Linked DNA regions of Homo sapiens: region 2 is linked to region 1. Evidence: read pairs that join two places in POLR2A ChIA-PET (ENCODE). Cell type or tissue: CD4-positive, alpha-beta T cell. All regions are shown on one strand. Each heading gives the region's core, and the rest is flanking DNA. Links, peaks and the distances in the headings are about the cores only.

Evidence for each region. Peaks named below come from ENCODE experiments on the same cell type or tissue, not always from the same donor. Only the 100,000 strongest peaks of a DNase experiment are listed, where the experiment ranks them.
Region 2: POLR2A ChIA-PET joins it to region 1 with 5 read pairs; 3 of 35 experiments call an interaction of 5 or more read pairs at or near these places.

Annotation. Positions count from the first base shown.
Region 1 is chr2:134,286,712-134,301,317 of GRCh38, reverse strand. All of the region lies in intron 2 of MGAT5 (alpha-1,6-mannosylglycoprotein 6-beta-N-acetylglucosaminyltransferase), which reads right to left. Among named protein-coding and RNA genes, the nearest start is that of MGAT5, 40 kb to the right of the region's middle. RefSeq lists enhancers at 11,706-11,755, 13,722-13,801, 13,822-13,871, 13,942-14,021, 14,136-14,195. In CD4-positive, alpha-beta T cell, for the core only: no CTCF peak of the experiment used is centred there; a DNase peak (open chromatin) is centred at 11,857; H3K4me3 peaks cover 832 bases; H3K27ac peaks cover 3,669 bases.
Region 2 is chr2:134,194,781-134,202,399 of GRCh38, reverse strand. It overlaps a transcript of MGAT5 not described here. Among named protein-coding and RNA genes, the nearest start is that of MGAT5, 55 kb to the left of the region's middle. In CD4-positive, alpha-beta T cell, for the core only: no CTCF peak of the experiment used is centred there; no DNase peak of the experiment used is centred there; H3K4me3 peaks cover 670 bases.

The DNA of each region.
Region 1 (14,606 bases), core at 8,760-13,759:
TCATAACAGCTCACAACTGGAAATGACTCACATGCTCATTATCAGGAAAACAGATAAACCAATTATGGTATGTTCATACAACAAAGTACTGCTCTGCGATTTTTTAAAAAGAATAAACTATTGACATATGCAGCACCATGGATCAATCTTGAAAACGCTATGCTGAGAAAAAGAGGCCGGACTCTGCAAAAATGTTCATACTGTAAGATTTCATTTTGATGATGCTCAAGAACAGGCAAAATTAACCTATGGTGATTGAAATCAGAGTAGAGAGTGCCTATGGGGGATGCAGACTGAATGGAAAGAGGCATGGGGGAACATTCTGGGGTGATGAATATGTTCCTTATCTTGCCTGTGGTGATTTTATAGATATATACATTTATTAAAACTCATCAGGTTGTATACTTAAGAACTGGGCTGTGCAGGGTATGAAAATTAAGCTAAGTTGCTTAAATGTGTGCTTTCTCTGTGACTTAAGCACACAGATGAAGGACAATTTTCCTTTGCTAATCTTTAACAACTAACCCTTTGCCAACGACCTTCACTGGAACTTACTCTACAACAAGCTCACATGCAACCTAAAGCACCTCAAATAACACCTTCAGTGACTTCCAATATTACATTTCATTGTGGGCTGGCAGTGCTAAAGGGTCCATCTCTTTAGTTTGGTTACAAAAGTGCATAAAACTAAAGTTTAATCTTCATCTTGGAAATTGTAATCTTGGACTTAAGTACAAACTGTTGGTAAAGTGTTCTTCTCTGTCACTGAGTGCATTTAGGTGTCTCCTATTTGCAGTGAACTAGTTAATTGTGTATAGTGTTGGGCCCAAAGCTGAAGAGAGGTTTAAAAAACAGCCTTTACTCCATTAAGGTTAACCGCACATGTGCAGAAAGAGTCACTAGTACTAGGAAATAATTCACCCTCAAGACATTCAGCAGAAGGCAGGCTGTGATTTCATTCCTAATCCTGTCTGTAGGCTTCGACAGAAATCACCCGACTTCAGATTTACAACATGCCATCTTGATTTTTCAGCCTATCTGCAGGACCTGGCTCTGTCTTACACAGTAAGTGCCAGTGTAAGTACTGAAAAGAGAAGATGGTCTAAATGAGGGAAATCTGAAAGGTAATCAGGAATTTATTATTTTCCAGCATCATGCAGTGCTAATAAACCCAAGGGTCAGAGAATGGTTGCTTCTTGCAAAAGTTATACTGAACAACCAACAGTGTAAGGAATTAATCTTCACTTTACTTCTGTTCTGCTCACTAGAACATAGAAATGAATATAACAGCAACCTCTGCAACAGGGCTGCAGATCAAAGAGTAATCACTAAAGCTTTCTATAATGATATGACAAAATTTCATGATATGAGCTTACAGGTATTCAGAGAGTTATATTCAAGGTGAGTGCAAGTCAACTGGAAAGCCAGGGAGGAATTTCTTAAGCAGCAGCAAGGTTTGTGTGTTCCAGGGAAGATCCAAGGGTGGGTGTTTGCTACAGGAAGAGAGAACTGCAACAAGAGGCCTTTGGACATGGACTATGGGATTAAAGGAAACCAGCTTTGAAATGGGAACTTTTTAAAATTTTTGAATGGAGTCTGTACACATCCAATCTGAAAAAATTCATGAGGAATAAAAGAGGGGACAGGGGATAAATATTAGATACTGGGTTTGGGCTCTACCACTATGAAATCAGAAGAGGGGATTTTAACTACCTTTACCAACACTTGTAGTTCATCTTGCTGAAATAAAGAAGATCCTGATTCAGACACACTGCATTTTAAAAAACAAAAAAGCTACAAAACCTTAAATACAAATCTCACTTCAATTTATTCAACTTGATGAAGGTTGCAATTAGCATTCCAAACCCTACCTTACCTGCAGGCCTAGCTCAAGCTCTCCTCTATCTGTGAAACTTCACAAGAGTACTCCAGCTCGCACAGGTACTTCCAGGGTGCCTGTGAACACCTATAAAATTTTTAGTCTATACTGAACAATCTAAAACTAAAAATCTGGTGTTGGCTTTGACCATCCTCTAATTGGAATTTGTTTGTGTGCAGAAATGCACATACCTACAAAGACTGCAAAGCCAGTGAGACCAACTTCCACAAAGTCAGTGGCCATGTGTCAGTCTGCTTTTGTATGCTCCAGAATAACACTGGCTCACAGAATTGACAGAGATTTTGTGGACTACAGATGATGATAGTGGTATTGACGCTTGGAAAGATATAAATTCTAGGGAAGAAGAAGAAACGATGGGCAAGTGTTTTTGGGCAAGAAGGAAAAGTACAATTGGGAAGATCTAGGTAAGAATATTATTCTCAAATGGGACACTAACTTTCACAAGAAAGCAGAAGAATTCTTATCTTCTAAATGTGACTTCCTTCTTCTTCCATTCTTCTTTTGACTTTTTCATTCAGAGGGAAGGTACAGTCTTAAATTGCTTTCATGCTTCCTGCCTGGAATCGTCTTTCATACAGAACACTCAACCAGCCCCAATCCCAACCCATGGTTCCTGCCTACATAAACACACTCAACCATCACCATTATGAACTACCTCTTCTCCAATTCCTATCCTAGACTAAGCTCTCAAGTATACTTCTGATCACATCTAATCAAAAGAGACTCCAGGAGACCACCCAAACCATCTGCAGTACCAAATTTATTGAAAACACCTTCCAACATCTGGAAATTCACAACTATATTTAGTTGATGTTGAATTATGATAAACAAGGATTTGTTACAACAGAATATGATCCGCATGGTGTCTAACTGCCCTAACAGCTCCTCTGATTTGCTGATCATTCTTAGGAGTGGAAAAAATATAAGTGACATAACTTATTATGAAAAGAAATAGTGTTCTAACTCTACATTTTTTATAAACACCATAATTTTTATTTGGTGATAAATAATACAGAGATAGGCCAGGCATGGTGGCTCACGCTTGTAATCCCAGTACTTTGGGAGGCCGAGGCAGGTAGATCACTTGAGGTCGGGAGTTCAAGACGAGCCTGGCCAACATGGTGAAACATCGTCTCTACAAAAAATACAAAAAAATGAGCCAGGTATGGTAGCATATGTCTGTAATCTCAGCTACTTGGGAGGCTGAGGTAGGAGAATTGCTTGAACCCAGGAGGCGGAGGTGGCAGTGAGCCAAGAGTACGCTATTGCACTCCAGCCTGGGAGACAGAGTGAGATCCTGTTTCAAAAATAATAATACAGAGATAATATTTTTCTCTATTATTTATACAAATAATTCAACATTAACCCAAAGAAATACACGTTCATACTCTAAAAGAAAATAACTGGTTTTAGAACCTCAATTTAGCTAAACAGAAAACAGAACAAAACTTAAGGATCTAGTAGACTTATTTTTTTAACCTATATTTGTTTTCCTCAATTTTTATCAGAAAAAAATTTGAAACATACACAAGGATACAGAGAATGATACAACAAATCCCTTCTACCCATCACTTAACTTCAACAGTTAACAAATATATTATTGAATAGAAGTGGCAAGAGTGAACAGCCTTGCCATTTTCCTAATCTTAGGAGAAAAAAAAAATTAAACAGTTCTTTTCTAGTAAGTATGATGTTAACCTGTATGTTTTTCCTAGTTTGTTGAGAATTGCTTTCATGAATCAGATTTTCTCAAATGCTTTTCTGCTTATATTAAGGTAACATGATTTCTGACCTTTGTTCTATTATGGAGTATTATATTAATAGATTTCTGAATGTTAAACCAACCTTGTGTTTCTAGAATAAATTCCAATTGTTCATTATATATAACCCTTTTCATATGTTGCCAAATTTGGGGTTCTAATATTTTAAGAATTTGTGTCAGTGTTTATAGGAGTTCATGGTCTGTTGTTCACTTGTGATGTCTTTGTCTAGCTTTGGTAACAGGGTGTTACTGGCAGAATGAATTGCAAGGTATTCCCTCCTTCTATATTTCATGGAAGAATCTGTGAAGAATCAGTGTCATTTCCTCTTAACATACCTAAAAGAATTCACCAGTGAAGCCATCTGAGCATGGGTTTTTCTTTGTAGGAAAAGTTCTAATTATTAGTTCAAATTCTTTGTTATTGAGCTATTCAGATGATTTTTTTTTTTTTTTTTTTTTGAGACCAGGTCTCAGTCTGTTGCCCAAGCTGGACTGTAGGGGCACAATCAAGGCTCACTGCAATCTTAATCTCCTGGGCTCAAGTGATTCTCCCACCTCAGCCTCCCAAGTAGCTAGGACCACAAGTGTGTGTCACCACACCCAGCTAATTTTATTTTTTGTAGATAATGGGGTCTCACTGTGTTGCCCAGGCTGATCTTAAACTCTTGGTTTCAAGCACTCCTCCCGCCTCTGCCTCCCAAAGTGCTAGAATTACAGGTATGAGCCACTCCACCCCACCTTCAGATGATTTTGAGTCAGTACAGATTGTGTCTAGGAATTTTTCCATGTCATCAAAGTTGTGTCATTTCATAGTATGAACTTATTCATTGTATTACCTTGTAATCTTTTACATTTATTTTAAATTTCTGCAATCTTCCCTTTTTTGGATTCTATATCTCATAACATTTGAATGCATATTTTTTTTCCTAATCAAATGTCAAGTCTATCTTAACAAAGTAAAATAACAGAAGAAAGAGAGGTTAAGTGGAATAGATTACAATGTCTGCAGAAACAAGGTCAGTTGTATAAAAAGATTTTCTATTTTTTACTGTCTCTTATGTACTTTATAAGACTAAGGAAAGTGGTTTTCTTTCAAGTACTATAATTAATTCCTGGGGTGAAAGGGAAAAACAAGACAAGGGGAAAAAAAGAGGAAGCAAAAGAACCATAGGTTTAGTCATATGCTACAAAGGAAAAAAAAAGAATATTTAACCTTCCATCAATAAAAACTTGAAGCCAAGGATAAAAAGAACAGGAAATTCACAAAAACTGTTAAGAGCCAGGCAGCCACTCCCTCGATACCAAACCAAGTAATTTAATATTCGGCATTTCTTTAATGCCCATAAATTCCAGAAACTGACTCCCAGGTCCAGCTAGTTTTATATGGTGGTAATAACTTTTAAAATTGTGTGTTATTTTTTAAATTCCATGTGTCCATCCCCAATTCTCTGACACAGCCACAAAGAAAACATGGTAACTAAACTAGAGTCGACTTGGCCTACCCAGCTACATGAAATTCCATGAGTTTAGTCTGTTTCCCATCCTCCTCTTTACCCCACCTCTTGGCCTAAACCGCCAAGATCACAGTATTTCAAGAGTCAAAATTCAAATAAGAACAAACATGTTTGCATGAGGCTGCCAAACACTCCTAGATGAAATCCTCTTCCCTTCCAAAGAATTTTACCTCTAATTTCCACCTCCCAAATAAAAATTGTAGTTATTTTTGGGTTGCACTACAAATAATAAAACCACAGATTCTTAGGGTTCAGAAGGAATGCTGTAAATCCACCGAACCCATCTCCCCACCCTTAAGCACTGTTTAGATTAAGACAGGGGAGTATCTGTTATATTAAGGCAAGAGGCTGAACTGAAACAGACTGCAACTTGGTATAATTCAAGCTTCCCAAAACCATTCCTGTCAGGTAGCAAAGCTGACCAAACAGTATTCCTGATGGTTCCAATAGAAACTCCGAACAGCCCTTTCCTGTTTGGCTGCAGCCAGCAACAGCACAGAAGAGCCACAAGCCAGCCACTACTGGCTGTTCTTGTCATCCTCGAAGAGAATCTGGGTGACAAGTCGAAATGGAATGAATACCCTTAAAGTGACAACAAAACTCCCTACTAAAATTATGACTGAGAATAAAAGAGAAGGCTAATCCAGAGGGAAAAATATTTTCAACATCATTGAAGATTTTTTTCCAATTATAACTTATTTCGCAGCTCTTATGTTTGGAAATTACTGCAAGAGGATCCTAAGATACCACATTTTCCCTGCCTAAGTGAAGAAAGCCACACAGTTGATTGGGCCTACTAAGCTCCCAATTCCACTGCCAACCTTAGTCACTTCTAGCACAATCCAGTTCTATTATGGCTATATTCAACTTGTAAGTACTTTCACCATAGTTTCTAGATTTTTCTGGCCATTCTCATTGTTCTTTTCTGGCATCTTCGAACCACTGAAGAGCCATCAAATGTCAATCAACATAAGGAACATCTAAACTATATACTAAAACCTACTGTTAGAAATGCTTGTTCCTCGGTGCAATAAAGAAATAGCACTTGAACATAAATTTAATTTCCTTAGCAAGGCCATTTTTACTTTCTACAGAAAGGGTACACTTGCCAGCAGTTTTGCCACGATAGTACACCGAACAAAGGAGGCAGGGTCATTTATAAGTTGACGCGTCCACCTTACTGCTGTGTCCAGTTTCCATTGGCTGGAACAGGACCTCACATTCTGTATTTGTCCTGATTGGCTAGCAACTTAGAACATTTTAAAAGAGGCAAAGGCAGAGGAGAACAAAGGAAAGAGGAAGTAACTTGTGAAATGCTGAGAAAGGTAAAAACACATTTAAATAAGGAAGAGGAACAGACTATGACCTAATGCTTGCTTGGACCAGTATAAACATACTTATAAGCAAATATTTAGGCTAAATTGTGGGAGCTAAGAACATAAAGTACATTGATTTCTTTATTACGGCTAGCAGATATTTAAGAATGTTAGCACAGGTCTTTGAATAAATTTTGCTTCTAAGAGAAGTTACTATTTATTCTTAATTAGACGGGGAGGAAAGTCTTTGAAGAGGAACCTCTATTTTTTACACCTACCTTCTATAAAACCAAGCCCTTGGCATTCACAACTACAAATCCCCTTACACAGAACTTGACCTGCAGTGGTATATACCTGGAACAAAAATCCTTGGTTAGACTGTATGTATTTCTAAATTTGTCTCAGAAATATGAACATCATACCCCGAATACTTAGTCTTAGTGGTTTGTGAGGCAAAATCACCCAGCAGCTCCAAAAAGCCCCTACGTTAAGACCTTATATTAAGACTTGGAAACATGAAAATAAAAATAAAAACACTGAAAACAAAAAGTTACTTTACTGCCAGTGCAGAGATCTTCCCATGACTTAACAGGTCTATGGGGCTAAACCGCAGAGAACAATGGATGCCTTATTTACCTGATGATGCCTAAAACAGTGCAGAATAGCCACCCTGGAAGGTAGAATAAAACTTCTCTCTCCTCCATTTGCCTCCTCACTCAGAGGCAAAAGATTTGAGGCTGTAAGAAAAGTGACACATCTTTACACTGAACATGCAGTGCTCCATGAGGCAATCTTTTCTAGATCCACCTAAAACAACTACGAGGAGTCTGGGAAGCCAACGAACAAAGGGGGCAAGTTACCTGCCTAGGATGTGGTCCAGCCCTCCTACCTCCCTACTCTGTTTCACATCCTCCACACACTTCTGTATGAGGAGAGGAGATGGTCTCATTTCATGCTAGCAAAGCCATAGTCGCAGACCTGGGAGCCATCACACATCATGGTGTCAGCCAACTGCAGACTCAAGGGGTTTGGCTGCTATCAAAATCTATAGTTTTCCAGCTTGGCTTTTCTTCAATTTAAAGCAAGGAAGCACTTTCGGAGGCCGAGACAGGTAGATCGCTTGAGCTCAGGAGTTTGAGACCAGCCTGGGCAACATGGTGAAATCTCATCTCTACGAAAAATACAAAAAATTAGCCAGGCATGGTGGTGTATACCTATAGCTCCAGCTACTCAGGAGGCTGAGGTGGGAGGATCACTTGAGCCTGGTGGGCAGAGGTTGCAGTGAACCCAGATCGCACCACTACACTCCAGCCTAGGTGACAGAGTTTGACCCTGTCTCAAAAAAATAAAAATAAAAAAATAAAGCAAAGAAGTGGGGGAGGAATAAGAAAAGGAAGGGAGGAAGAATACAGAGGCACATACGTAAAAGAGGGAAGAAAAGGAACGGAGCAAAGCACTTACTCTTAACATCTGTGGGCTTAAATGTTATTTCCCTCGCATACGTATACTAAAATCACAGCACAAGTAACCAGCCTAGTGCCTGGAAACAAGTACCCACTGATAATGTATTCATTTCCAATTTAATGAATCTACCATCCATTTTCAATTTTCGTATTTTCTATTCACTGAGTAGTAATGCTTATTATCATATACATGTTATAAAAGCATGCAAGAGAAGCAAGGGTGCACAGTGATACCCAAAATGAATTGTAATGAAATGAGAATAGGCTACCTTTCATGTGTGAAGGTGCCTTTCATGTGTTAAGGACCCACACTCCCTGGAGGCATGCTTGCTAGCTATTTTTCCCAGTGACAACAATGCATTTGCCCTATGCCAGGCACACATCTGTGAAGGTCCATGACCTCCATCTGTTATCTGTTTGGAGACCCCACCTTGAAGCCTGGCCTTCTGAGTACCTGCTTATTCTTATCACAGGTATGTGGCTCAACTGCAGGGGGTTTCAAAGAGCTGCAAGAGCAGCAAGTCACATAACACGCTTTGATAAAGATCCTCTGTATGTCGTTGAGAGTCTACAGCACAGCCACTGGTTACAAGAGCTACCCCTTGCTCGGAGTGTTAACACCAGGTGTGGCCCATGGCATAGAACACAGATGAAGGTAGATCCTAACAGGAAAAACAAACAAGACAAACAAAACACCACCACACCTAGTAATGACTGGCAGAGCAAAGGTGAGGGATAGCAGAAAATAAACCTGAATTGTATTAAAATCACAGAAGTTGAAGACCTTAAGGAAAATCCAAAGCTCCTAATTTCAAAAAGAAAGAAACCAGAACCTGGCTTTATCCCCACGTTTAAACCTTCCGTTAGCAGCAGACCCGGCAACAGAAAGCAGTTCTCCTTTTACCCAATGCACCCTGTCGGATTGAAGAGAGTTGTTCCACCTGTGAACTGAGGGACCCGAATCAAACCACTCCTCTTTGACCTTCACTGACCTCCTCCAGAAGAGGAGAGACTTGCGAGGATTAAATGAGATGCTATATGTGAAGCAGAGTCAGCACTGAGTAAAAGGCATTGGGTCTCAGAATGTGTTTTCCTGTCTCTCAATTCCAATTGCTATTAACAGTAAATACCTTCCCTGAGGTACACTCAGTTCTGAGGACCCAGACGCAATCTGAAAACCACACACTACTGCTATGACATTCACTAAATTGATATTCACTAAATTAGGCAACATTTGCCTTGCAAGATAAAGAAATGTTTCCTTTTATTTTAAAATTATCAGTGGGCCCAACCCTTTTAAAAATTAGAAATGCCCATCTCTAAACAAAAAAAAAATGGTATAATCATATATGCCAACCAGGCCTGACAGAACCACTGAGTTAATGAATCTGAGACGGACACCTTCTAGAGAAACAGTCACGGAAAGTTCCAGAATGAACCAGATTCTATGACTGCCGATATAAAGGGAGAGACGAAGCACTATACCTAACGCCACTTGAGTGATCACCAAATGTAAAACATCAAAAGATTCTAGCAGGGCCCAAACTTTAAAAGCTTCTAGGGAAAACTGACTAAGCAAGTAGTCATAGCAGCTGTTATCACACTTAAATATATTCTCACAGTATCAAATAAGTGACCCTAACTTGCCTTACAGGGCTCTCAACCTGAGTCCATATGTCTCTTGCCCTCATTCACTGCACGCCAGCCACACTGACCTTACTTCGCCCTATGAACGTGCTAAGGAACTTCTCAAGTCCTGGACTCTCTCCCTGCTGTTCCTTGTCATGAATGCTTTTCCAGGTAGTGGCTCACTTCATTTATATATTGGTTCAAACATCACTCCTTCAGAGGCCTTCCCCATCCTAAACGTACCTTGTCTTAGTCTGGGCTGCTATAACAAATTACCACAGACTTTTATTTCTCATAATTCTGGAGACTAAAATTCTAAGATCAACATGTGGGAAGATTCCGTGTCTGGTGAGGACCCTCTTCCTGGTTAGCTAATAGCTATCTTCTCCTTGTATCCTCACAGACAAGAACAGAGAGAAAAAACAAGCTCTGGTGTCTTCTTCTAAGGGCAATAATCTCATTCATGAGGGCTCTCCCCTCAAAACCTAATCACCTCCCAAAGGCCCCAGACCATTTAACACCATCGCCTTGGGGGTTAGGATCTCAACATATGTATTTGGAGAGGACACAAACATTTAGTCCACTACACACCTTCAACCTCTTTCCCAGGCAATTTTCTCTTTTAACCTTGCTTTATGTTTTGTGTGTGTGTGTGTGTTTTCTAAATAAGATTTCTCACTCCTTGACATTACATGTAAACTGTCTATGGCCAGTCTCCTTTGCTAGAATATAAGCTCTCTGAAGTGAGGTATTTTTGTGTATTTTGTTTTGCATTACGTTTCTGGCACCTAGAAGACACGCAATAAGCACTTACTGAGTCACATAATTGATCCTCCAACTCCATATAGCCAATCTGATCAAGTGGATTCCCTCTGCATGGCTCATCTGAGAGAATTATTCCACCATGCTTTGTAAATTTTTTTTAAACCACAACTGTAAAGCACTGGATAAACTGGCTTTGCTTTGCAGCTCAATCTCTCCCATGTTTCTCTACTCATAGCAGACACCAGATAGAGATAAAGCCACAGGATCAGCAAGCCCCTCTGTCACAGCAATCAACTGTGCATGGCCATCCTGCCAGTGCTGTTTTCAGGGGGAGCACCCCTTGTAAAGTAAAACCAGCCATGGAGGATGCATGTCCAACACAGAAATGAAGGATGATCTGGAGAGGTTTTAGAAGAACAATTTCTATGACCAAAGATAGCACAAACCAAACTATATGAAATGACTAAAGACAGGAAGCCATACCTCAAGTTTGCATGTGGAAAAGACACAGGAAGGAAGTGTGTAAGAAAGGAAGAGGATGACTAGATCATCAGTCCCCAATTTGCAGCACAGTAAGTGCAACTGGCCTCAACCTATAATCTACTTTAATTCCCCACAAAGAGCTGAGTGGCTCTTGCTAGGCAACATCAACGGAGTAATTTTTAAAAGTGACAGCTCTGGCCAGAAATGGTAAAAGTAGAAAAACTAAGAACGCACAACAATACAACAAGTGGCCAAGATCAAGTTGGTAGAAGCAGCTCTTCTCAAAATCATCTGTTTCAAGTGTGCACTTTTGGAAAGATGGGATGCACATGAGAACACACGAGTAGGACTATCAAATACCTCACAGTCTGCCTTGAATCTGCATGACCTGGAAAGCTCTCCAGCTCTGAGAAGTCCTTGTGTCAGGGGTGGGTTCCCAGGACCACTCCCAAGTTCTATGATTTGCTAGGAGGACTCATAGCACTCAGCATATATACTCACAGTACATACTCATGAATATGTACTAACAGTTCAGATTTATTATAGCAAAAAGATACAAAGCAAAAATCAGGAAAGGAAAAAGGTGCATGGGGCAATGTCCAGAGACCAGGCACAAGCTTCCAAGAATCCTCTCCCAGCGGAGTCATATAGGGCATGCTTAATTCCTCCAGCAACGAGCTGTGACGACAAATGTGGTCTACCAAGGAAGGTCTTTAGAGACTCTGTGTCTTACTGAGTGTTGGTCACTGTACCTAACATGTGCCAAGATTCCAGACTCCCAGAAGGAATGCAGGTGTTCAGCATAAACCATATTATTTGTACACATGGTTGAAGCATAGTCAGTCACTCTTATCAGCATATGGTAGGAAACTGGATTTCCAAGATCCAAATTCTCAGATGCTAGTCCATGGTTAGTCTTGCAAGCAGACCTTTCTAAAGACAGCTATGTCAGGCCTGCTACGCTGACAACTTTCGGCAGAACCCTGCAACCACACCAAAGTCCCTCAACATCTACATGCACACAACACACAGTGTTCCGCTGACTCAGGTAGCACATGGGAGACTGGCAGGAAGCAGCTGGCTGATGGCTTTGTGCCCGGGCCACTACCAAGGGGCAGTATTGGCAAGGACTTAGGAAGGGCCACAGAAGAGAGATCGGCACCCTGGAAGAGAAAAGCGTTCCCCAAGAGCATGCAGCCCAGCAATGGTTGCCTTCTCAAAGTCAGAGGGAACAAGACAGGTCCATGGAGTAGAAGAGCAGTCCTGCCGAGCAAAGGGCATGTGGGAAGAGGAGAGACTGGCACACTGCGGTGCCCAACCTATAGGGCAAGCAGAGACCTTGAGGAGTAAGTCTGGGTCTTGAAGAGGATGGAAGTGATGGCCACACAGGGGGACGTAGAGAAGCCACAGGAAAAATAATGGGGCCCTAGAGACAAGGGAGATGAAGGGCACCCAAAAAAGACTGGCAGTTTAAACATGCGCCAAGTCTTTCACCTTCTAGGTGCTAACCACTGGCTTCCACCAGCTGGTTTGTTTTTTAATGTAATGTGTTTTACAATGCTGTGAAAACAGTGACAATGAGAGGTTTGAGCAAGTGAAGCCCATTTTGTACATCTGATATTTCCAGAAGGTGTGGGAGTAGGGGAGAGGGAGAAGAGTGGGAAGGGGAATGGGTGGCTGTCAGGGGAGAGCATGGCTACAACAGCAATATTTCTGGAAACCAGTTATCGGGGGAATTCACAGGAAGATAGGCTGACAGAGGTATTACACTCACATACATCATTTGAAGGAAGATGACTGCCACTGTCATTTATTGGTTTTTGCAAAAGGCATGACATTCATGCTTATTAGTTTTTATTCATAAGAACAATGAACCATCAATTTCCATAAGCCTTTGCAAATACTTACATGGTATCAAGCACCAAACAAACAAACATCTACTTCAGGGGTTGAATTTTTTTTTTTTTTTTAAAGAGCTAGATGGTAAATATTCTAGATTTGCTGTCCACGTAGTCTCTGTATCAACTACTCAATTTCTGATATTGTGATGTGAAAGCAGCCACAGGCAACACGGCAACACATCAACAAAGGAGCACAGCTGTGTTCCAGCATGACTTTATTTACAGACTGGGCTAGATTTTGGCGCACAGGCCGTCATTTGCCAACTACTGATCTAATTCCTATATGGAACTTGAAACAGGCAGAAACAGGTCTTGAATGGCCATTTAGGTTTTTTGTGGAACTGATGTTGAGCCATTTGATAGGCAATGTCTATCATGTGCCTGATAAAGTGTTTCAGGTGCCTCCACCCTCACAAGAAACTACCAGAGCCATGTCAGGAGACAAAATCATGCCAAACCAGCAAAAATAAAGGAGGCCTTTGCTTCCAGACACCAGCAAGAGAATTCAAAATTCAGTAAGCACTTGAGAATAAAAACCAAAGAAAGACATGGACAGAAAATTCACAAAATATACAAATCCCATAAAACATATGGAAAACAACCTCTCTAACAATCAAAGAAACATATGTAAAATATCATTTTCCATTTATTACACTGGTGAATTTTTCAAAGGAAAATACCAAGTATTTACACAGAGGATGTAAGACAGGAATATTCATACATTATTGATCAGAGTATAACTTGTAATGTCTATCAAGTCTTAAGATGCTTATACTAGAGCCTTCCAGTTATAAATAGCAAAGGCTTACTCTCTAGAGAGATTGAACAAAAAAGGCTCTAGATTCACAACAGTGGATAGGGTAGGGAAAAGGAAGTGAGGTCTCTACTACAAATTTTAAAAGGTCTTGGTCTCTAGCTATGAAGCAAAGTTCTGGCAGCCCCTGGGCAGAAGGCTGAAGGATCCATCTATGAGGAAACTAAGCAGAAGAGAAAAGACTGAAATAGACATTTAGGGTCCAACGTCATCTATGGTTCCCTAGGAGGTGGCCCAGCAGCTGCCAGCCCTCACTCACAGCCAACCTCACCCTCAAATATGAAACCAGCACTACAGATTACCAGATATGTGAGAAAACATTCTCACACCAAAGAAAGAAAAGTGAACTCAAACTGAAAAAGAAAAACTCTCAGATGATACATACAACAGAAAATGATTTAACAATATTTTTAAATATAATACCTCACAGATGAGCGAAGAATATTGATTCATGAAATCAGAGCAAGAATAGGATTTTTGTTTTTTAAAAGACCTTGAGAGAACAACAACTCTTGGAAAGAAGACTAAAATAGAAGAATTAAATTCAGGAGACGAGCTGGATGTAAAGTTGTGAAAATCTTACAGAAAATACAGCCATAAGATGAACAGGAAGGATAAGATGAGAGAAAAGTGATATGAGAGAAGGGGTAGGAATAGAGCCCCAATGTGCACAATCCACCCAGTGAGTTCTAGAAGAAAGACTGTAGGGAGATGAGACTACTCAATAAACAGTTCACAAAAATTTCCCAGACAAGAAAGATGTCACAGAAGAGTCAGAAAAAGGATGAAATGTGGTCCACACCAGGCACAGGAAACATCTGAACACAAGGTAGAAGCAAATCCCACCAGCTTCCAGAAGGCCAAAAGTCACATCTAGGTGTGATAATGCCTCTGGACTTTGCAAAAATGACTCTGAAAAGCAGAGGTCAAAGGAACAAGATCTTCACATTGTTTAGGGAAAAACATGTTCAAACCTAGAATTTTATATGCAACGAATGTATCATTCAAGTGGGAAGGCAGAATAAAGACATTTTCCAAAATTCAAGAAACCTCAGTTGG
Region 2 (7,619 bases), core at 2,620-7,619, 93 kb after region 1:
AGATGCCATTTCTAGCTGTGTACTCAAATGGCAGAAGGAGCAAACAAAATCCCTGCAGCTTCTTTTATAAGGGCATGAACCCCATTCACAAGGGCTCCTCCCTCTGATTTAATCAGAGGCCTGAAAGGCCCCACACCTCTTAACACTATCAGGTTGGGGATTAGATTTCAACATATGAATTTTGGAGGGACACAAACATTCAGACCATAGCAGTCGGCAAAAGACAGAGAAGCTGAACAAGAAAATGAAGTTTTGAATAGTGGCTGCTGGGTCAGGTGGCAGAGGATGGAAGAAGAGAGGATGTCATAGATAGATATGAGTTACTGATAAGTCCAAGTTCTTGGGGTGGGTGGTTTCAAGGGTATTCAATAATAATATAATGAAAATAGTTGCATCTCTTCATTAGTATCAACCAGCCAATTATCAGAGAAGGGAAAATAATTTAGTGACCATACCAAACCCTGGCATCTTTGTAGCAAACTACATATTAGCATGGAGCCTTTCAAGCCAGAGTGCTAATCAGCAGCTTTTGGAGGGATAGTCACTCCTCTCAATTAAAAAAAAAAAAAAAAAAAAAAAAAAAGCAGCGCTTGGCCCAGAGAGCTGGCCTTCTGAGCAGCATGTCAGAGCTGATAAAGATGCTGGCGCCTGGCGGCCACCAAGGCCACCCTGGACAACCATTCTGCCTTCTCATTAGCATTGTGCCACTGTTACCTCACTTGACAATAACAACTGCCGTGGAGGATCTGACAAGCACAGGTCGCCCCGAAGGTGAAAGGAGAAAAGGATCTGAAGACAAATCATAAAAATTGTTTCACCCTGTCTGGAACCATCACAAGCTGACCCGGTGCTGTGGAAGATGCTGACTTCTTTTCTGAGACTGCTGAAGGGGAATCTAATTACTCACTCCCCACACCCCCATTATCCCATCTTCCCTCCCATCTACTGGTTCCCTAATGTCAAACAGTATGAAAAGAAAAAGGCTTTTTAAATAGAAAAGATACAGAAAAATAATTTATTATGGCCAAAGCATAAGAGGATTACAATATCCCAACCCCATACTCCAGTCCACCAGCTCAAAGAGAACAAAAGATAGTTCTTCCTGCTCCTACCAACCCCTGGACCTACTTTTGCCTTATTTAACACTCGACTATAGCTATTGGTTCACAGCCCAACCTGTCTCAACTAAACCAAAGCGGCCCTCCAGAGGGCAAAGACCACAGCCTCTCCAGATTATATTTTTAGGAAATAGCCCCCGAAGTAAGATCAAGCACAGAGGGCATCCTTAATAAAGGTATTTGAATGATTAAACACAAGACAAGCAGGGAGTAGTGGCACACACCTGTAGTCCCAGCTACTCAGGAGGCTGAGGCAGGAAGATGGCTTGAGCCCAGGAGTTCAAGGCTGCAGTGAGCTATGATCGTGTCACATAGCAATCAGGAGACAGAGCAAGACCAAGCAATCCTCCTGCCTCAGCCTTCTGAATAGCTGGGACTACAGGTGCATACCACAACACTGGGCTAATTTTTTTTATTTTTATTTTTGTAGAGACGGAGTGTCACCATGTTGCCCAGGGTGGTCTTGAATGCCTGTCCTCAAGTGATCCTTCCATCTTGGCCTCCCAAGACGCTAGGATCACAGACTTGAGCCACCATGCCCAGCAAATCCTGTTTATTTCGTTTACCAGAACATAGGCTCCACAGAAGCAGAGAACTCATCTGTTTTGCTCACTCCATACTTCGTGATTAAAACAGAGTTTAGGGCACACTAAGTGCTCAACTATTCCTTGAATGAGTGAATAAATGGAGAAAGGCTAATGCTAATAGAGGTTATATAGAAAGACACTCAGTCTACACCAAATAGGGTTTCTCTGATTACATTTAGGGAGTGAAGGACAAAGAGGCTCAACAGAGAAAAGAAGAAAAAGAGACTTGTAACACCATTAATTGGCAACAACTGCCATCAGCCAGGAAGAACAGCTGTGCTCCTGTGAAGGCAGCATCACTGCAGACATGAGAGAAATTTCCAGAAGAATCTACAAAGGAAGGAAGATGTCAGGGGACTTGCAGACATCCCTGTCTGAAGTATTCAGGCTAGAGACTATATTCCCTTGGCAGAAAATCTGTTTAAACCCCTCAAGCGTGACCACTATGGTGTCCTTACCAAGGTCAGTCAGTCAGATATTTCTGGAATACTTCCCAAAAGCTGTGACTTTCTCAGCCTTGGCGGGGCAGGGGGGGAATGGGGGGATTGGGGGGCGGGGTAGGGAGGCAGGGACACCAGCTAAAATAGTCCTCATTGCCAAATAAAAGACTTACTATCTGCACGTAATTAATTCCTCATTTCAACATGACATCCTTTACCTGAGACAGAGAAAAATTCTCAGGTGTTTACCAAAATTGTACCTCTAATCAATGATTTTAAGACTGTTTGTGGGTTTTATTTTTTCACTGGACCACTGAAGCTTCTTGCAGGCAAGAAGCATGTTCATTCTTGCCATTTGCACAACCTCCACATACAGAGCACCAATCAGTATCTGCTTCCCTCAAACTCCAACAGAACTCATGAGCAACAATGGATAGTAGCCATATGCAGGGGGAGCATTTCCCAAGCAAAACACTTTTCGGTAAGCTTCCCACAGTTGAAGGTTCAAATAATAAAGGAAACAAAGAAAAAGCAAATGATTCTAAACAACTAGGAGAATGAACCCACAAAATGAGTATTCAAGTCATCCAAAAGTCAGAGAAAAAAATCATGGAATACTGACAGAGAGCTGTTGGAGCAGCCGATAGAACAAGGCAAAGATCACTGTTTTCTAAGCAGGGATTTAATGCTCCATCCTCACAGAACAAATAGTGGAAGGAGGTTCAGGCCACTGTTTTTAGAAGAAAAAAAAAAAAGGAGCAGGCAAGCAAAATACAGTTGCAGCCAGCAGCCAGCCCTAAAATTTCAGCCTCCACCAGAGAACTGAGAGTCCACAGGTGACACAAAGAACAGCTTTCAGTCCACAGCTGGTCCCAAAGCTTGCACCCTCTGCCAGGACTCCCTCCGAGACTTCAGCTCCATCCCGGGAGGCTGTCTTCTGGGATATATGTACATGCTTCTGAGTCACATCACGGAACAGGAAAACACACTGCCCTCTTATCAGAGGAGTAGGAGAGGCAAAGATGTGCAATTAAGAAAGGAAGGGAAGACAGTTACTCCAAGAATTTAGTCAAATTATATACATGAGATTTCCCCAAGAAATAGCAGCTTAACATACCAAGTCCAGAATGGAGTTTAATGTTTACTTTCAAATCTATCATCAACTCTGGAAAATATGGAAGCATTTAGTTTTTCTGAAATGGAAATGCAGCATTTCCTGGTGGGCTAATTTTTACCTTCTGTTAACCAAAATGTTTTAAGACAATGTGCCACAAGAATACATTTCAAGGGAGCTATGTAACAACACACAAATACCATTCATTCAAAAAATAAACTTTGGCCTCTTTTATACTTGCTGAGTGTCAGAAACAACTAAATACCTAATATTTACAAGTTAAGCTGTAATATAAACCCCTCAAAGGAAGGGAAACATGATGCAGTTACCAAAAGTTATAAGTAGTAAGATGAAGAATGCAAAGCAGTGGTTCCCAAAGTGGGCCCATGATCAGACCTGAGAAGGTGTTTGCTTAAAAGTCCACTCCTGGGCACCTCCCTGAGAACGTGCACTACTTGATCCACTACAATATATCATAGGAACCCATTAGTCTTCTCCAGGTAGTTTTGACCACTAGGCAGGTTTGGGGGCAGCTGCCATAAGGAACATGGACAGAGTAGGTTGACTATGCTCCCCTACACCAACGGAATTCCAGCTTGACAAGCTGCTTTGTAGCACAATGCCCAAAAGATCTTAACTCAGCCACCTTGGATGGAGACCAGATGGGCCAAAACAGCCAAGCCTCACACACCCAGCTAGACTCAAGGGTAAAAGGCATCTCCCAGCCAACTTCCTGCTCCTTGCTTGGTAATTCTGAAGCTGCTTGCTAGTCTGAAGAACACTGGATCAGAATGCTGGTGATCTTCAGAGCTACACAGAGCTTGACAGCAAGGAAAGTGCACCTTCCACAGTGCACATGGGTTGCCTATGATGGCAAAGTTCAGGGAGGGCAACTGAGGGCTGGTGAACAGGCTCACTGAGCTAGCAGAGGCAGACACAGCTTATAAAATCAGTTTCATTTTTCAATATGAAGAACCAGAAGAAGAAGGACTATTGCTACCCTTCTTGGCTATACAGGCTTAAAAATTCATTTCTAGTTACCAGTAGCTTCTGGTACAGATGACAAGGCCCAAATGGGATATACTGGATCCTTATTGCTCCCCCAAAGCTATTCTCCCTTTCTTCCATAGGAGCAGGAATTTTGCAGAGTATCTCACTACAGAGTATAATTATCTCTTGCAGCTGAGTGGCAGAGTGATTATATTTTGCCAAGTGGAACAGGAGTAGAAAAAAATCTACCCAACCTCTGGGTTATCATTCCTCCTTGCCCTTCCTCCTACCCTTTTTTTCTCCTTTATTTCAGGGCATACAAAGGAGAGCAACACTGGGGGTGGCAGGGCAACCAGAAGGAAGGAGCCCAGCCCCCTATAACTTTAGCAGGCAGAAATGCCATTCTAGCTGACTTTAAAGTAAAAGGAAACTAAACTGTCTTGTTTAAATCAGTATTGTTTGAGGTTTCTGTTACAGCAGCTGAACATGTTCCTTAATACAAAGATTTTCCGTCCTACATGGAACATGACTAAGAACTACTGATCAAGAAGCAAATCCTTCATACTTTCCTTTTCCTCCTTAGCCTAACAAGATGGCCGACATCATCGTCTTTGACTCCAAAGGATAGCAAGTTATACCAGGAGGTTCAAGAAATCTCTCTTTAATCTCAAATCCCAATTTTTAAGTGCTAGATCCACCTGAAAATACAAGCTTTGCTTTTCCAGTCACTCAATGTCTCAACCGACCTTTTGAATTGAATTTTCTACCAGACTCTCTCATATAAATTACTCAATTTCTGGAACAGGTCTAGCATCACCTCGTAATGCTAATGCTGTTTCTCCTGCCTAGAAGGCCCTTCCTGAGCTAGAAAATTCCACAACATCACGGTCAAGTTCAAACGTAAAAATGTTCCAACTCCTAAGGGCTTGGAAGACTTTGAAATATTGACTGAAGTATATTGGGGCATACATACCTGCCAACCCACCAATCTGCAGAGTTCCTAAAGGCAGAAGCAGTTTTTCATCTTTGTATCCCTGACCACCCCCCATACCATCCACCACATACATCCCAGTACCTGGCACAGTAAAAACTCAATAAATATTTGATGAACTAATTAAGAAATCATTGAACTGTGTTAAGGTTGTCCTTAAGAGTATTTTTTAAAGTAGTTGAAAATTCAAAGGCAGAGGCCACAACTTTAGGAAATCCCCTTGTAAATCAAACACACATATTCCTGTTAAACTAGTACAACTTAGCCTATTAAAATATGAGATAGGAGACATAGCCTTTAAACTAGGGGCAGCCAATGTTTTGGCTTCACCAAAGGGCCGCACTAGAAGAACTGTCTTGGGCCACACATAAAATACACTAACAGTAAGGAAACCTGATGAGCTAAAAAAAAATTCCATTTTTTAAGAAACTTTACAAATTTGTGTTGGGCCGCATTCAAAGCCGTCCTGGGCCACAGGTGGCCCGCAGTCTGGACAAGCTTGCTCTAAACTATAAAAGCGGAGCTAAAGATCCATGTCACTTACAAGCATCGACTATCATTAGGAGTTGAACCTTATGGGAAAACAATTTTGCACTTAACAGCAACCATTTGCTAGCTCATTAACAAATCTGGGCTGTCATATTTTTAAATGATCACTTTGCTTTGAAAATGAATCCTACATTAAATAGAAAACAAAACACGTATTTTAAAGAGTGTTTTAAAAAGCTCCCTTGGATCCATAGTTTTTTTTTTTTTTAAGCCTTAAGATCTGAAAGAAAAGGCCATATACCACACATTCAGACCCTCCATACTGGTACTTGAGTACCAGAAGCAACGGCCTAAAATCGTTTCAAAGAAAGGGGAAAAATATACTTTCAAACACCAACAATAGGTAAATTCCCAAGCACAGGCATATCCAAACCAATTAATTCTATGCTCCACAAAAATTTCCACTTCTGCTAACTTGTTTACAGCTTGGCATAGAGACTAAATGTCTAACTAATGGTTAAGAAACAACAGAGGCAATGAGCAAATTCAACTTCCGAAGAGCACCATGTCCAGAGTGCTACAGAGGAGCCTCCAGGGAACTACACCTTGAATAATATGTTGGGGAAAAAGTTGCTTTTAGTTTCATGAGGATCATCCTGACTTTTTACCCTGGAATTTTTGGAATGGGGTTTTCTAGACCATTTGTTCTAGACACTCAGATATATTAAGTGACTTGCTGGAGATCACAAGCCAGTTATAGGCACTGCAAAGCCTAGACCCCTCTGGTCTTCCAGTACATTCTCCAGCACAGCACACAGAATAAAGTCCATTTCTTAATACAATTGTCACAAATAAAATCCACTACGGAAAATAAGATTACCCAGCCATTAAGAAGTTTTTCCAAGTTCTTCCTAAAACACAGGCTCACGCACACCAGACATCAAACACAGAAAAGATTATAGACGTTAAAAAGGCGCTAGGTGAACTTTACAATGAGATTCACTTAATGCAGTAGGTACTAGGAATTAAAAAATGAGTAAGGCCAAAGGACACTCATCCACAAGTAGCCTAGTGAAGCAAACGGAAACCTACGTACATAAATTATGAAACCACCTGCTGCAGCCGATATGGGAGATAAAAACAGGGTATTATGGGATATTTCAGACTCCAGAATTTAAAGCTTTAGATCTTTCTTATCATTTCTAGGATAATTCTAGGAAAGTATACTCCAACTTAAGCAGATAAAAACATAAGAATTGTTCAACAGAATGCCTAGACTAAAACTGAAAGGCGATTTCAGAACTTTTGAGAAGATAAATCCTTGTCTAGAAACAGAAAATTCACACTTGAATCTTTTTTCTGAGTTAAAAATGTAAAGGAGTATTAAATTTGTTTATGACTAATAAGGTTTGAAGTCTAACACAGTACCTGCTAATTCAGATTCAAGTCACCCTCTTAGGTGGGTGAGAAATGAGCCATTGGTTTAGGAACCTGAAGGAATCCAAACTGTTCACAGGAATATTCCAAATGGTGTTTCAGTCCTGGAGGTTAACAACCTCCACTATGCATTATATGGATGCCGACTGTGTTCTGGGGGATATTTGAGATCAGAGGCCATAAAAATAAAATAGGTATGTGACTTTCACAGCCAGTCACAAATAAAATGCTGCTGGACCTTTTAAGTCTGAACAATCCACTCAGACTACAGAGAAAAGACTAGATATTAGTAAAAGAGCACCCAACTTCAACTGCATTATCAGCTTCCAGAAGTGAGGTTCTTACAGCAACATGAACCACCTGAACCACAAAATACCAAATATCAAGAAGGGGCGCAAATGCTCATGGAAGATATTCCACCAGGGCCTTGAACAGTACATGAAGTGAGGGCAG